Linked DNA regions of Homo sapiens: region 1 is linked to region 2. A link is a loop called in an ENCODE intact Hi-C map of the cell type or tissue named here. Cell type or tissue: Panc1. All regions are shown on one strand.

Region 1 (8,000 bases), 810 kb before region 2:
ACTTCCAAGGAGAGATGGGAGGGAACCACCAGCTCAGCAGAACAGAGCATAGGAGAGATGCCCAGGCTACACAAGGATTAAGAAGTGAATATGAAGGATTCAGCTAAAACTGTAGATGGTGGTAAATCGCAAGGGTGGACCAGGGTGAGAGTAGAGAGTTGTGAGGAGCTGCAGTCACAAGGGGAAGTCACAGGGACACATGCAGATTCTTCTCCACAGGCCTTTGCAGGTGCTCCCTGAGAAAGATGGCACAGGGAGAAGACCGCCTGGAGGAGGGGGGTGGCCACATAATATGTGGAGAGAGCTCCCCTCTAGGAGGTGGAGTTTAGTTGCCTTCTCCTCAAGAGTGAGCCAGACTTAGTGCTTCTGATGAATGGAGTTTGGAAAGTGAAAAAGTAACTTTATTGTGGAGAAAACTGTTAGGTGATCCAGGTCACCATCACCAATGATAAATCAAGTGGAACTCATGGGCCTCACGTGATTCTTCCACCTCAGCCTCCCAGATAGCTGGAATTATAGGTCAGTTATGGCTTTTTATTTGGGAGCAATTTTACGCTTTACACAAAATTTGCAAAGGTAGTTCAGAGTTCTCGTTTATCCTTCATCCAACTCTCCCTAAAGTTAACATCTTATATAACCATGGTATGTGCCCTGCCATGATGCCTTGAGAAGGACACCTCATCTCTCTGGCATTTTTACCCCAAATCCATAAGCCCAGTCTAGTTGTGAGAAAACAGAAGACAAACCCAAACTGAGAGACGTACTACATACTATCTGACCAGTATTCTTAACAATTTTTTGAATTTTTGCATGAGTGAAAAATCAGACCTTGACAATGACCTTGAGCAGTAGGATATAAATAACTCCCACACACTTAGCATTCCAATAATGGAACACTAGGCATAAACAAGTTAAAAAGGGTCATGAAAAACAAAGGAAGATTGAGAAGCTGTCACAGGTCACAAGAGATTCAGGAGACATGATGATTAAACACAAGGTGGGATCCAGGATAGGATCTGAAACCAAAAAATGACATTAATAGAAAAACTGGTTACATCTGAATAAAATAAAAGCTTGCTTCATAGTAATTTACCGGTGTTAATTTCTTAGTTTTGATACGTATAACCACTGTTATGTAAGATGTTATAATAACATTAGGGAGAGTTGGATGAAGGATATATGAGAACTGTGAACTATCTTTACAAATTTTCTGTAACTGTAAAATTGCTCCCAAATAAAAACTTAAAACTCGCTGATAGTTTCAGCTACTTGAGAGGCTAAGGCCAGAGAATCGCTTGAGGCCAGGAGGTCGAGTCTAGCCTGGTCAACAGAGTGAGGCACTGTCTCAAAAAAAAAAAAAAAAAATGTTAAGGAACTGGGGATAAGGGAAGGTTTGATGATAAAGGGGAAGGAGGGAAATTTTTGAGGTGATGGAAATGTTCTATATATGAACTATATATGTTTGTCATATATATATATATATATAAATAAAACTCACTGAACTATATCCTAAAAAGGGTGAATTTTTTATATATAACAGTTATACATACAGTTGACCCTCGAACAATGCAGGGCTTAAGGGTTCCAACACCCCTGCAGTTGAAAATCTGCATATAACTTTTGACTCCTCCAAAATGTAGCTACTAATAGCCTACTGTTGACTGGAAGCTTTACTGATAACACAGTCAATTTATACATGTTTTGTATGTTATACGTATATACATATTTTATATATTACACAGTGTATTGATATAATAAAAGTGAGCTAGAAAAAGAAAATGTCATTAAAGTCATAAGAGTCAATGTATTTACTATTTATTAAGTGGAAGTGGATCATCATAAAGGTCTTCATTCATCTTCACGATGGGTAGGCTGAAGAGGAGGAGGAAGAGGAGGGGTTGGTCTTGTTATCTCAGGAGTGTCAAGAGCAGATGAGACTCTGCATATAAACAGACCCATGCTGTTCAAACCCATGTTGTTTAAGGGTCAATTGTATATATATAAAACAGTGTATAAATTATACCTCAATAAACCTGACTTTAAAAAATACACAGTGCATCATTGTTGGGGACTTACATAGATGTGAGCCTTAGTAGAGAATGAAAGTGAAAGCCTCACTCTTTAGAAAACTCATCATGCCCTTGTCTTTCCCCTACTAAGGACCTCACTTTCAATACATTTTAAAAAATCATATTTATCTCCAATTGCGTTTTTTTAAAAAAAATGCAAACTATGGGAGATGGGCCAAGTTTTCATTTTTCATAATACAGTAAAAATATTTATAGATATTTCAGCAGCTCTGGCACAATACACAGAACCAGTGAGTCCACATTACAGCAGAAAGTCAGTGGGTGACAGTAAGTCAATTTCTCCTCTATTACACTGCTTCCTGTTGGCGGAACAGTAGCAACCAGGAGAGCGGTGCTCAAAGCAATCAAGTGGCTCTTTAGAGCAAAGGGAAGGATAACTTTAAAAAATATTTATTAAAGATGTATATGGCATAAAACAACTTTTAAAAATTATTTTGTATTTTATTAACTAGTTATTAGTAATTAATAAGATTCCCTTTGTCTTCTGTTCCCTAGCCCTTGCAGGAAACTAGAGTTACTAACCTTCCAGAGATATTTTTATGCAAATGTGCATATGCATGTATTCTTTTTAATGCAAACAGAAGCGTATACTACTTTCTTCACTTTGCTTTCTTTTTCTAGTGTTTTTAAAAAAGATATGCTTATCGGTCTTAGTCCATTTGGGCTGCTATAACAGAATACCATAGACTGGGTGGCTTATAAACAACAAAAAAATAGTTCTTATATTTTGAGAAGTCAAGATAAAGGCACTAGCAGATTCAGTGTCTGGTGAGGGCCTGCTTCCTGATTCATAGACAGCCATCTTTTTGCTGTGTCCTCACAAGGTGGAAGGGGTGAGGGAACTCTCTGGAGCCTGTTTTATAAAGGCATTAATCCCATTCACAAGGGCTCCACCGTCATGGCCTAATCACCTCCCAAAGGCCCGACCTCCCTAATACCACCACACTGCGGGTTAGGATTTCAACACATGAATTTTCTTGGGGTGGGGGTGACACAAACAGTCGGTATACAGCACTGTCTCATTACAAGATGCATTTGAAGCAGTTTATTATAATCTATGTAAAATAATTGTTTAGGAAAGTAAAGAGTTGTAAAAAAATAAAACTAAGTCAGCAGAGAGTTTAGTACAAAATACACATGCCCTGAAACACTGTACAACAAGAGGTGGGCTACTAATGTGGCTCTGAGCTTTCTAGCAGCAAATGCAGAGGAAAATACAAGCAGTTATATGACTGTCGTGCCCATAACATAAAAACTAACCATTCTTTTCTTACATTTATGTATTCCCTCTGTGATAATTTTAAACTATTGAATTAAAAACAAAACAAGCAACATTTATACCAAAATCATAAAAATATCACCAGCTGGTTCTACAACCTGAGAAACATTTTTTTTTTCCCCCCAGGGAGCCTCATTTTTTTAATGAAAATCTTCACATCCTCACCTCATCTTGTTATTTTCACTTTATGTATGTAGAAAATTAATCCACATCTCCACAGATAGAGATGACTTATGTTGGAAACGTGGAGCCCATGGCTGCATAGTATTCCATTGTATGGATGTACCATAATTTATTTCCCCAGTCCCTTCTGGATGGGCATTTACAGTGTTTCTAGGATTTTGCTCTTGCAAACCATGCTTCCATGAATTTCCTCATGCATGCATCATTTCACACATCTGTAAGCATATTTGTAAGGTAAATTCCTACAAGTGGACTTGCTGGGTCAATGTGTATGGCTAATGTTTATTTTGACCAAGGCTATTAAAAAATTGCCCTTCATGAACAGTGTGCCAGTTTCTATTCCACACTCCCACATGTGACTGTGCCTGCTTCCTTGTACTTGCCCTGCTTAGCATATGATCCTACTCTGTGATGTTGAAAAACAACTCTTACGAATGAGAATGAACATTGTTCTATATGTTTAAGAGCATAATTTTTTCTTTCCTTTTCTGTGACCTGTCTGTTCATATCCCTTGTTCATTTTTTTTTCTATTGAACTCCGAGTGTGTGGCTTATTAATTGTAGGAACACCATCTAGATTAAGGACTTTATCCCTTTGTACTATCCGTTGCATTTTTCCCCTTGTGTGCTATTTGTCTTTTGACCTTGTTCATGGCATTGTTTTTGGCCATGTAGAAATGTTTTGTTTTTATGTGTTAAACTTTCTCAATGGTTTTTAAAATGACTTACGATTTGGGGTTACATTTGGCAAGGTATTTCCTACTTCAACATAATCTTCACTCCTTTTCTCAAATTCTTTATGTTTCAATTTGGAATTTATTTAGTGTATGAAAGTTGATTCATGCTTCAAAGTTATCCTCTTCCCGATAGCAATCCAGTTGTCCCAATAGTGAATAATCTATCTTCTCTCCCCACTCCTTGATTTGAAATGGAGACGGACAGCTTCTTAGCCTGAAAGGAACCCGTGGTAATCTGTAAAATACATCCCAACACTGCTTTCTTACACCTCAGGCAACAGGGGAATCAAAGCCTCCATGTGAGGCCTCAAGAAAGGCCAGTTCAGCTCATGCCCCCTCCTCACCCAGCAGACCAGGTGGACACCGGGCTGGCCTGTGCCCCTGTACATGAATACACTATAGACTTGTGCTCTTATATCTCACCATGGATGCTCTGGGCAGATAAGATTTCCAAATACCTTGTTTTTTTGTTTTTTGTTTTTTTTTCTCCAAGGGTGAGTTTCTCCAGAGAGTGTGACCTTCTCTAGGTGTTCCACTAGAGGGTGCTTCAACTATACATATTTACATAGACGTAAACATGACCTATGTTGTTTGTGTGGGCTGCACACACACATGCCAAGCAGCTGCTTTTTCCCGAACAGTCTATGACATGGGCATGCAATCTGATTTTTAATTCCCTCGACTCCTTCCACACATGATCAGATGACCTTCTCAAAGATCCCTCCTCTCCCAGTGAGCTGCTGGAACCCAAGGTAGTGGGAAATGGAGATCTACTGAATGGAAACTCTTAGCAGTGGTAGGAAAGGAGGCTCATGGGTTGATTTCTGTTTTTGCTCTTTTTCTCTGGAGGAGACTTTTAGGGATGATTTGGGCCTTCAGGGATTCCTTTGAAATACAGGAGAGGGCCACAGCTCAATTAAAAGTCACCGATAAGTGTCCAAAATTTGGGAGCCACATAGGCAGTGGGATGGAGCTGTTATTGGGTTGATGCTCCCGGAAGATGAATCAGGGTCCGTGGGGGCTATGGGGAGATGGAGTAAGGGGTGAGAATTGCTGAGTGGGTCAAGCAGGTGGGGACTAGCAATCATCGGGGAGAAGCTGAAGGATGCAGATTTTTCAGAGATTTCCCTTTTAGGAAGGGAATTGCAGTAGTGGTTTAGATGATTACTTTTTTTCTAAAAACTCAAAGTGGAATAAACAAGAAATGTGGACTTGGGGGGACTGGTGAGCAGAGCATGATACATCACAGAAAATGATGAAAGGAGCCCAGTAACTTCTCGGAGCTGAAGATAATAAGGTAGGCATCTTTAAGAGACAGTGAGCAGCAGCTTTTGAACTTTGGTGCATATTAGAATCATCTGGAAGGCCTTTTTAAAGAAATCTTGATTTCTGGGACTCGGACTCATGCATAAGCATTTTTTTTTTAAGTTTCCCAGGTGATTCCAACGTGCAGTCAAGTTCAAGAAACAATAGCATAGATCAGTGGTTCTCAAGCTCAAGTGAATACGAGAATCACCTGGAGAGCTTACTCGAATACAGCTTACTGGGCCATACCCAGAGTTTATGATCCAACAGGTCTTGGGTCGGTGACCAAAACTGAGTGCTTGAAATATGGTTAGTCTGAATTGAGATGTGTGATAAATTTGAAATACACACCAGATTTCAAAGACTTACTACCAAAAAAATACATAAATTATCTCGATATTTTTATATTGATTACATGTTAAAATGATAACATATTGGTTTTAATGGGTTAAATAAGATATATTATAAAAGCTCATTTCACCTGTTTCTTTTTACTTTTTAAAATGTGGCTACTGGAATATTTAAAATAACATATGAGCTTCCATCATATTTCTATTGATCTGTGCTCATTTAGATTAACAGTGCACAAAAGACAATTTTTAAATCACCTGCATAAGAGTTACCTGAAGTGCTTGTTAAAAAGGCAGTTTTCGTAGTGATGGCTTACAGATTCAGAATGTCTTGGGGGTGGGGGGCGGCGGGGGGTCAGGGAATCTGCATATTAAACAGCTTCTTGGGTGAGCTTGACGTGCTAAAGTTTCACATGCTGGCTTAGGCAAACAAAGAAAAGGAGGGGAGAAATACAAATTTTTCATTTAGGATTTGCTGCATTCATGACATGGTTCAAGGCCAATGAAGTATTCAGAATGAGATGATTGAGGATGCTACATCTTCATAAATGAAGCCCAAGTGAGGGAGTGACTTGTCTGGGGTTAGTTGAATTGGAGAAGTAGGAATTTGGGACATCTGTCTCCTCGCTACTCAGAATGTAGTCTCTGGATCAACAGCATCAACTTCACCTTTGAGTTTACTGGAAATGCAAATCTTAGGCCTTGCCCCAAACCTACCGTCTTAGTCCATTTGCGTTGTTAGAAAAGAATACCTGATGCTGGGCAATTTGTAAAGAAAAGAGGTGTATTCGGCTCACAGTTTTGCAGGCTGTATAAGAAGCATGGCACTGGCACCTGCTTGGCTTCTGGTGGGGCCTTGGGCTGCTTCCACTCATGGCAGAAGGTGAAGGGGGGCTGCGTGCAGACAGCACGTGGAGAGTAGACCAAGAAAAGAGGAGGAGGTGCCAGGCTCTTTTCAACACCAATTCTCTCAGGAACCAAAGGTGAAAACTCAATCCCTTTATGAATGGCACCAAGCCATTCATAAAGGATCTGCCATAAGGCTCCAACAATGGGGATAGAATTTCAACATGAGACCTGGTGGGGCCAAAAAATCCCATATTCAAACCATAGTACCTACTACTCAGTTTGCATTTTAACAAGACGCTAAGATGATTCAATTGCACCTTAAAAATTGTTTTACAACTTTATTTGGGCATATTTTACATATGTAACTTACCCATTTCAAGTGTACAATTCAATAATTTTTAGTGAAATTACCAAGTTGTACAACCATCACTATAAATCAGTTTTAAAACACTTCTATAATATTACCCCAATAAGATCCCTCATTCCCTTTACTGTCAATCTGGTTCCTTCCCATCTCTTTCCCAGGCAACCCCTGATCCACTGTCTCTTATAAATTTATCAGATAAGTGGAGCTATACAATATGTGATCCCTTGTGTCTTGCCTCTTTAATGTTATGCTTTTTGTGGTTTGTCCATGCTGTACAGATACCAGTACTTCATTTCTTTCTATTGCCAAATAACATTCCATTGTTATGATTATATCGCATTCCGAAGCAGGAAATCTCCCTGACTCCTTTGTGGTGGGAACTGGAGTGCACAGGTGCTAGAACTAGCCGCTGCTTAGGTGCCAACAGGGGCGGACTCCACTTGCTTGGTCCTGCTGTGTTCTACTCCTCACAGGAAGGGGAATGCTGGTGAGTGGGTGCAGGAGCCAGGGTGAGCACTTTTGGGCACCGGCAGGAACAAAACTGTGTGCAGCCCTCCCCACCCCAGTAACACCTAGGGGGGTGCCCACAACCCTGAAGACCCAGAAAGAGTGTTACAGTCAGTGCTCTTTTAGCTTTGCTGTCCACGGATGGCTTAAGTGTTAACAGCTCAGTGGAGGGTTAGTCTGGCAGCCTTTTGCACCTGCACCCCAGTTCTTTTCTGGCATCCAGGAGGAATGAAGTTGCATGAACAAATTGGAGATGGTAAATGCCAAGGATTTTATTGCTGACCAAAGTGGCTCTCAGATGGAAGGGGAGCTGAAAAAGGGATGGAGTGAGAA
Region 2 (8,000 bases):
ATGCAACTTGGCCAAAGTCTCTGGGGCCAGCCTAAGGCAAAAGACTAGACATGCCATGAACAGCAGTCGAGAAGACAGGACCTTGCCTCCTCACTGTTACATACTTAAAAATTTTTGAACTAAACGGGAGTGGGGGTGGCTCACGCCTGTAATCCCAGCACTTCGGGAGGCCGAGACGGGCGGATCACGAGGTCAGGAGATCGAGACCATCCTGGCTAACACGGTGAAACCCGGTCTCTAATAAAAATACAAAAAAAAAAAAAAAAAATTAGCCAGGTGTGGTGGCAGGCGCCTGTAGTCCCAGCTACTCGGGAGGCTGAGGCAGGAGAATGGCGTGAACCCAGGGGCAGAGCTTGCAGTGAGCCAAGATCGCGCCACTGCCCTCCAGCCTGGGCGACAGAGCGAGACTCCGTCTCAAAAAAAAGAAAAAAAAGAAAAAAAAAGACAGTGGGGACGACCTAGTTTCTCCAAGAAAGAAAAAAATATATGTATCAAGGGATCTCAGGTCCAGGAAGAACACCAAGTGTAGAGTGACACATCAAGGGTCTTGGGAACAGCCCTGAAGAATCTCTACCTCCTGGGAACATTAGCATCAGCCAGTGGCCTAGCTGTCCCTCTGCAGACAGGCTCAGTCCTGATGAGCCAGCTCCCTGCTAAGCTACCAAAGGAGGGAAAGAAATGTGCTTCCAGGGCCATCCAGACTTCTTCGCTGGCTTGCTTTGGGCAATCTTTTGAATCAATGCTTAAAACTGAGAAATGTTTTCTCACTTTGTGACTTAAGCCAAAAGCCTGAACTTTTTTTTTATAGCAGGTATAAAATCAGTGAAGCATTCCTTAATTTTCTACTTCTTTGTGGGTTTTTTGGTAGTTCAAATATGTGTGTATATATAATTATTCAACATGACTTTCTGCAATCTAGTTGAAGTGAATAATGTAAATATTTCGATTTCTATTTTGTGTATGATTTCTTTTCTCACTTTATTAACCATTATTATTATTTTGAATTATTTTGAATTTTCATCCTGGACAGTGATTGTTATTTATCTGTTTTAAATGTTTAGCCATTCAAAATAATTATTATTTTGTATTATTTTGAATTTTTATCCTGGACCGTGATTGCTATTTATCTGTCTTAAATGTTTAGCTTCTATTTTCAAAATAATTTATTCTAAACCTAGAAAGGTCACACTGTTTTCTGTAATCATTGTGCGGTTAAAATAATATTGGGCAGGCATGGCGGCTCCCACTTACTATCTGGCATTTTGAGAGTTCAAGGCAGAAGGATTGCTTGAGCCCAGAAGTTTGACATCAGCCTGGGAAACATAGGAAAATCCCAGCTCTACAAAAAATAAAGAATTTGCCAGGTGTAGCAGAATGCACCTGTGGTCCCAGCTACTTGGGGGGCTGAGGCAGAAGGATCATTTGAGCCTGAGAGGTTGCAGCTGCGGTGAGGTATAATCAAGCCTCTGCACTCCAGCCTGGGCAACAGAGCAAAAAGCTATCTCAAAATAAATAAAGGCAATCATTCATCTCACTAAACAAACAAACAAACAAACAAACAAAAAAACAAATATTTGGTCAAAATAGTTGAAATGAAGTGGAATTTTAAATCTAGTTTTCTGGCCGGGTGCAGTGGCTCACGCCTGTAATCCTAGCACTTTGGGAGCCAAGGTGGGCAGATCACTTGAGGTCAGGAGTTAGACAGCAACCTGGCCAACATGGTGAAACTCCGTCTCTACTAAAAATACAAAAATTAGCCGGGCGTGGTGGCACGTGCCTGTAATCCCAGCTACTTGGGAGGCTGAGGCATGAGAATTGCTTGAACCCGGTAGGCGGAGGTTGCAGTGAGCCAAGATCACGCCACTGTACTCCAGCTTGGGTGACAGAGCGAGACTCAGTCTCAATAAATAAATAAATAAGTAAATTTAGTTTTTTGAAAATTTGACTAAACTTTCATGTACATATATAATACATATTTCATATGTATTTTTATATATATATATATATATATTTTTTTTTTTCCTTGAGACAGGGTCTTGCTCTGTCATCCAGGCTGGAGTGCAGTGGTGTAATATTGGCTCACTGTAGCCTTGACCTCCCAGGCTTAAACAATTCTCCTAATTGTGTGTGTGTGGATGGGGTCTCACTATGTTGCCTGGGCTGGTCCCAAATTCCTGGGCTCAAGTGATCTTCCTGTCTCAGACTCCCAAAGTGCTGGGATTACAAGCTTAATATATTTTTACAAAAATAAAACTATTTACAATTCTAGCACTGTGTCCATTTAGTTGCCAATGTAAATAATCAGTTATTCATTTTAAGCCCCTTTGTCTAAACCACATATATATATATTTAGTAATATGAATTGCTCATTATTGCAAATGCACCTCAGCTGCTAGGTTTGTGTGTTGCAAACACAGTGTTAATTTGTGAGTAACCTGAATTGGAACATCGAGAGAAGCAAAGAAATGGATCCCCAGCACTACTGAGAAACGATGCTTCATTATGTGAGATTCTAATGTATTTGTAGCATCTGAGAGGAAGGATTTGTCAAGTTCTGTAATTAATTTATTTTATCCCTTACCTGAGTTTTTTTTGCCACTCAAGTGTTTTCTATGCTCCGAAGCAGTGCCCATCTCCAAGGCTGGCAACAGTACAATCTAAAGACCTTTGCAACATTCTAATTCAGCCCCCTTTTTTAAGGACGTAGAGCAAGATATATGGATGCATTGCCCTGGAGCCTGAATAACATCAGTCACAACAAAGAATATGCAGGGTCACAGGTCAGGCTGTGCCAGCCCTAAATATGAAGTCAGTGGCCAGGGTGCCCATGTGTACTTTTTATGTCATTGTGATACACGAAGAATTCTGAAGTGCAGATCTAGAGCAGAGGCCCCTCTTGTCCAGGTCTAAGGTACTGCTTTTATGTTGCTTCTTGTTTGCTACAAACAAAAATATGATGAACATCCTTATTTCTGTCTCCCTGATTGTCAATGAAGGGTTCCTCTAGGATATATTCTCAGGAGTCAAATTGTTGTAGAGAGTCACAGAGTACACATATTCTTAACATCACTGAGTATTGCTCTGTTGGACAGCTGTGCTACCTTACACTGCTGATAATACATAAATATTTCCTTGTTCTCTTTTGTTTTTTGTTTTTTGTTTGTTTGTTTTGTCAGAGACAGGGTCTCACTCTGTCACTCAGGCTGGAGTGCAACAGTGTGATCATAGTTCACTGTAACCTCAAACTCCTGGGCTCAAGTGATCCTCCCACCTCAGCCTCCCTAGCAGGTACACACCACCATCTCCAGCTATTATTTTCATTTTTTATAGAGACAGGGTCTCACTACGCTGCCTAGGCTTATATTTTGAATTCAAATATATCATTTTCAAAACCAAAATGGTATTGTTCTCAACCTACTCTTTCACAATTTGAATTTTTCATTTGTCTAGTTTGATATTGATCCATTGGCTAAACACTTTATAAGCAAAGTTATCTAACCAGTAACCACTCATTTGTACTAGCATCTGATCTATATTTCTGCCTCCTTCATCCAAGTAGTATATTTGCTTGCCAGAGCACAGACTTCAGCAAACTAATAGGAACTGTCTCAAGGGAGGTGGAGCAAGATGGCTGAAAAGAACCCTCCAGCAATCGTCCCTGCACAGGAACCTCCAATTGGACAAATCTCCACGTAAGAAAGCACCTTCACAAGAATTACAAAATCAGAGGAGCAATCACAGTACCTGGTTTTAGCATAATAAGAAGAAAAGACACATTAAAAAGGGTAGAAGGGACAGTCTCACATTGCCGACACAACTCCTCCCTTAACCCCAAGCAACTAAAGCAGCTTGTAGGAAGAATCTGTGTGCTGGAGGGGTGGGTGGGGAAGGAAAGGGTGGTAAAGCCTGAATAAGTGTTAGTGGCAGCCAGGCCATAGTGACCTCGGTCTTTGTGTGACCCCTAGTGCTGCACTGGTCAGGAAGCTATGTTCTTGGGGTGTAACCTAGCATAATACCAGCTGTGATGGCCACAGAGGTGCCCATATAACCCCTCCCCCAACTTCAGGCAGCTCAGTGCTGAGAGAGACTCCTTCTATTTGGGCATTTGGGTGACAAAGAGGAAAATGAATGAGTGACTTTCCCTTGCAACTCAGGGATTTCTCCCTGATCATCCCCACGTCCATCTGGGCTGGGTATCTAGGAGGCTGGAAGAGAGTCACAGCATAACTGGGCTTAGGGTGCCCTCTGGTGCTGAAATGGCTGCAGTGACCATAGACAAGAACCCAAGAGTTCCTTTTGAATCTTTTGAAGGCCCTCTGAAGGACAGGAACAAACTAAGTCAGACTGTGAGAACTGGAATAAATACCCACCTCTCCAATGCCTGGACATCGATGAATGTCCACAAGCATTAAGAACATTAAGAACAAAGCCGGGCGCAGTGGCTCATGCACTCCCAGCACTTTGGGAGGCCAAGGCGGGCAAATCACAAAGTCAGGAGTTCAAGACCATCCTGGCCAACATGGTGAAACCCCATCTCTACTAAAAATACAAAAATTAGCTGGATGTGGTGGTGCATGCCTGTAATCCCAGCTACTCAGGAGGCTGAGGCAGGAGAATTGCTTGAACCTAGGAGGCAGAGGTTGCAGTGAGCCAAGATCGTGCCACTGAACTCCAGCCTGGACAACAGAGTGAGACTCCATCTCAAAAAAAAAAAAAGAACAGAACATTAAGAACAAATATCACCTCACCAAACTGACTAAATACAACACCAATAACTGACCATGGAGAGATAGAGACATATGACCTCTCAGACAGGGAATTCAAAACAGCTATTTTGAGGAAGCTCAAAGAACTTCAATAAAACAGAGAAGTAATTCTAAAATTTATCAGAGTTAACAGAGATTGAAATAATTTTTAAGCACAGAAAACTTGGAGCTGAAAGATGCAATTGACAAGTTTAAAAATGCGTCAAGTGTGTCAGCAGAAGAACTGATCAAGCAAAAGAAAGAATTTGTGAGCTCAAAGCTATTTGAAAATATGCAGAAGAGAAAAAAGGAAAAAAGAATGAAAAAACACTTAAAGATATAGAAAATAGCCTCAAAATAGCAAATCTAAGAGTCACTGACCTAAAAGAGAAAGTAGAGAAAGAGATAGGGATAGAAGATTTATTCAAATAAATAATAATAGAGAAGTATGCAAATCTTGAGAGCAATATTAATATCCAGGTATAAAAAGGTCAAAAATCACCATGGGGATTCAATTAAAATAAGACTCTCCAAAGCATATAATACTCAAACTCTCAAAGGACAAGGACAAGGAAAGGATCCTAAAAGCAGCAAGAAAAAAAAAACGAGTAACACATAAAGGAGATCCAATATGTCTAGTAGCAGACTTTTCAGTGGAACACTTATAGGACAGGAAGGAATGATATGACATATTCAAAGTGAAGGAAAAAAACTTTTGACTGAAAATACTGTTTCCAGCAAAGCTATCCTTCCCATATGAAGGAGAAATACTTTCCCAGACAAACAAAAGCTGAGATAATTTATCACCATCAGATCTGTCTTACAAGAAATCCTAAAGGAAGTTCTTCAATCTGAAAGAAAAGGATGCTAACAAGCAACAAGAAAGTATCTGAAGGTATAAAACTCACTGGTAAAAGCAAGTACATGGACAAATTCACAATACTCTAAAACTGTAATTGTAGTGTAGAAACCACTTATGTTTTAAGTATAAAGATTAAAAAATACATGAAAAATAATACAGCATTTTATTAAGTGGAAGACACTATAAAAAGATATAAAGTGATGCATCACACAGACCAATGGGAAAGAGAAATTATTTTAAAATTTAAAAATTAAGATAAAGGCTGGGCGCGGTGGCTCATGCCTGTAATCCCAGCACTTTGGGAGGCTGAGGCAGGTGATCACCTGAGGTTAGGAGTTCCAGACCAGCCTGATCAACATGGTGAAACCCCAACTCCACTAAAAACACAAAAATTAGCAGGCACGGTGGCTCACGCCTGTAATCCCAGCACTTTGGGAGGCCCAGGCGGGCCCATCACTAGGTCAGGAGATTGAGACCATCCTGGCTAACAAGGTGAAACCCCGCCTCTACCAAAAAATACAAAAATTTAGCCAGGCATGGTGGCGAGCACCTGTAGTCCCAGCTACTCGGGAGGCTGAGGCAGGAGAATGGTGTGAATCTGGGAGGCAGAGCTTGCAGTGAGCCGAGATCGTGCCACTGCAGTCCAGCCTGGGCAACACAGCGAAGACTGTCTCAAAAAAAAAAAAAAAAGAAACCCGTCTCTACTGAAAATACAAAAAAATAGCTGGGCATGGTGGTGCACGCCTGTAGTCCCAGCTATTCGGGAGGCTGAGGCAGGACAATCGCTTGAACCTAGGAGGCGGAGGTTGTAATGACCCGAGATTGCACCACTACACTCCAGCCTGGGTGATAGAGCGAGACTCTGTCTCAAAAAAAAGAAAAAATCAGCTGGGTGTGGTGGCAGGTGCCTGTAATCCCAACTACTCAGGAGGCTGAGGCAGGAAAATCGCTTGAACCTGAAGGCAGAGGTTGCAGTGAGCTGAGATTGCCCCATTGCACTCCAGCCTGGGCGACAGAGCAAGACTCTATCTCAGAAAAAAAAAAATTTAAGATAAAAAATATATAAATTGAGACCACAAAAAAATGAAAATGTGAGAGGAATGCAGTAACAGTATAGAATTTTTTAGTTTTGTTTTAGCTATTTCTTTTCTTTACAACGTTGTCATCAGTTTTAAATGACTTCTTATAATTATAGGATTTTTTTTGTAACCCCCATGGTAACCACAAAACAAAAACCTATAATAGACACACAAAAAATAAAAGCAAGAAAGTGAACCACACTACCAGAGAAAATAACCACAAAGGAAGACAGTAAGAAAGAAAGAAGAGTTAGAAAACAACCAGAAAACAGGTAACAAAACGGCAATAAGAAGTCCTTACCTATCAATAATAGCATTGGATGTAAATGGACTAAACTCTCCAATTTAAAAACATAGAATGGCTGAATGGATAAAAATAAAAAGACTAAACTACATACTGCCTACAAGAAACTCACCTCACCAGCCGGGTGCAGTGGCTCACGCCTGTAATCCCAGCACTTTGGGAGGCCGAGGTGGACGGATCACGAAGTCAGGAGATCGAGACCATCCTGGTTAACACGGTGAAACCCCGTCTCTACTAAAAATACAAAAAATTAGCCAGGCGTGGTGGCGGGCGCCTGTAGTCCCAGCTACTTGGAAGGCTGAGGCAGGAGAAAGGGGTGAACCCAGGAGGCGGAGCTTGCAGTGAGCCGAGATTGTGCCACTGCACTCCAGCCTGGGCGACAGAGCGAGACTCCGTCTCAAAAAAATAAATAAATAATAAATAAAATAAATAAAATAAAAAAGAAACTCACCTCACCTATAAAGACACACATAGACTGAAAGAGAAGGGTGGAAAAAAAATGTTTCATGCAAATGAAAACCAAAAAAGAGCAGGAGTAGCTATACTTACATCCGATAAAATAGACAAAGTCAAAAACTGTAAAAAGAGACAAAGAAGGTCATTATATAATGATAAAGGAGTCAGTTCAGCAAGAGGATATAACGGTTGCAAATATATATGCATCCAACACTAAGGCACCCAGACATATAAAGCAAATATTATTCTAGCTAGAGAGAGAGAGAGACTTCAACACAAGAATAGTAGAACATTTCAACACCCCACTTTCAAAACTAGATAGATTTTTCGGACGGAAAAATCAACATAGAAACCAAAATTAAGCCGGGCGTGGTGGCTCATGTCTGTAATCCAGCACTTTTGGAGGCCAAGGCGGGTGGATCACTTGAGGTCAGGAGTTCGAGACCAGCCTGTCCAATATGGCGAAACCCTGTCTCTAAAAATACAAAAATTAGCCGGATGTGGTAGCAGGTGCCTGGAATCCCAGCTACTCGGGAGGCTGAGGCAGGAGAATC

The links. Peaks named below come from ENCODE experiments on the same cell type or tissue, not always from the same donor. Only the 100,000 strongest peaks of a DNase experiment are listed, where the experiment ranks them.
Region 1: a loop joins it to region 2, with 4 times the contacts of the local background. A loop is called at or near these places in 7 of 110 quality-filtered maps.

What each region holds. Positions count from the first base shown.
Region 1 is chr7:24,378,937-24,386,936 of GRCh38, reverse strand. The region is part of intron 1 of LOC107986777 (a long non-coding RNA gene); the gene reads left to right. Among named protein-coding and RNA genes, the nearest start is that of NPY, 99 kb to the right of the region's middle. In Panc1, CTCF peaks have their summits at 4,618 and 4,836 (motif pointing right); a DNase peak (open chromatin) is centred at 4,844.
Region 2 is chr7:23,567,028-23,575,027 of GRCh38, reverse strand. No RefSeq gene overlaps it. Among named protein-coding and RNA genes, the nearest start is that of CCDC126, 26 kb to the left of the region's middle. In Panc1, a CTCF peak has its summit at 4,255 (motif pointing left); a DNase peak (open chromatin) is centred at 4,227; H3K27ac peaks cover 727 bases.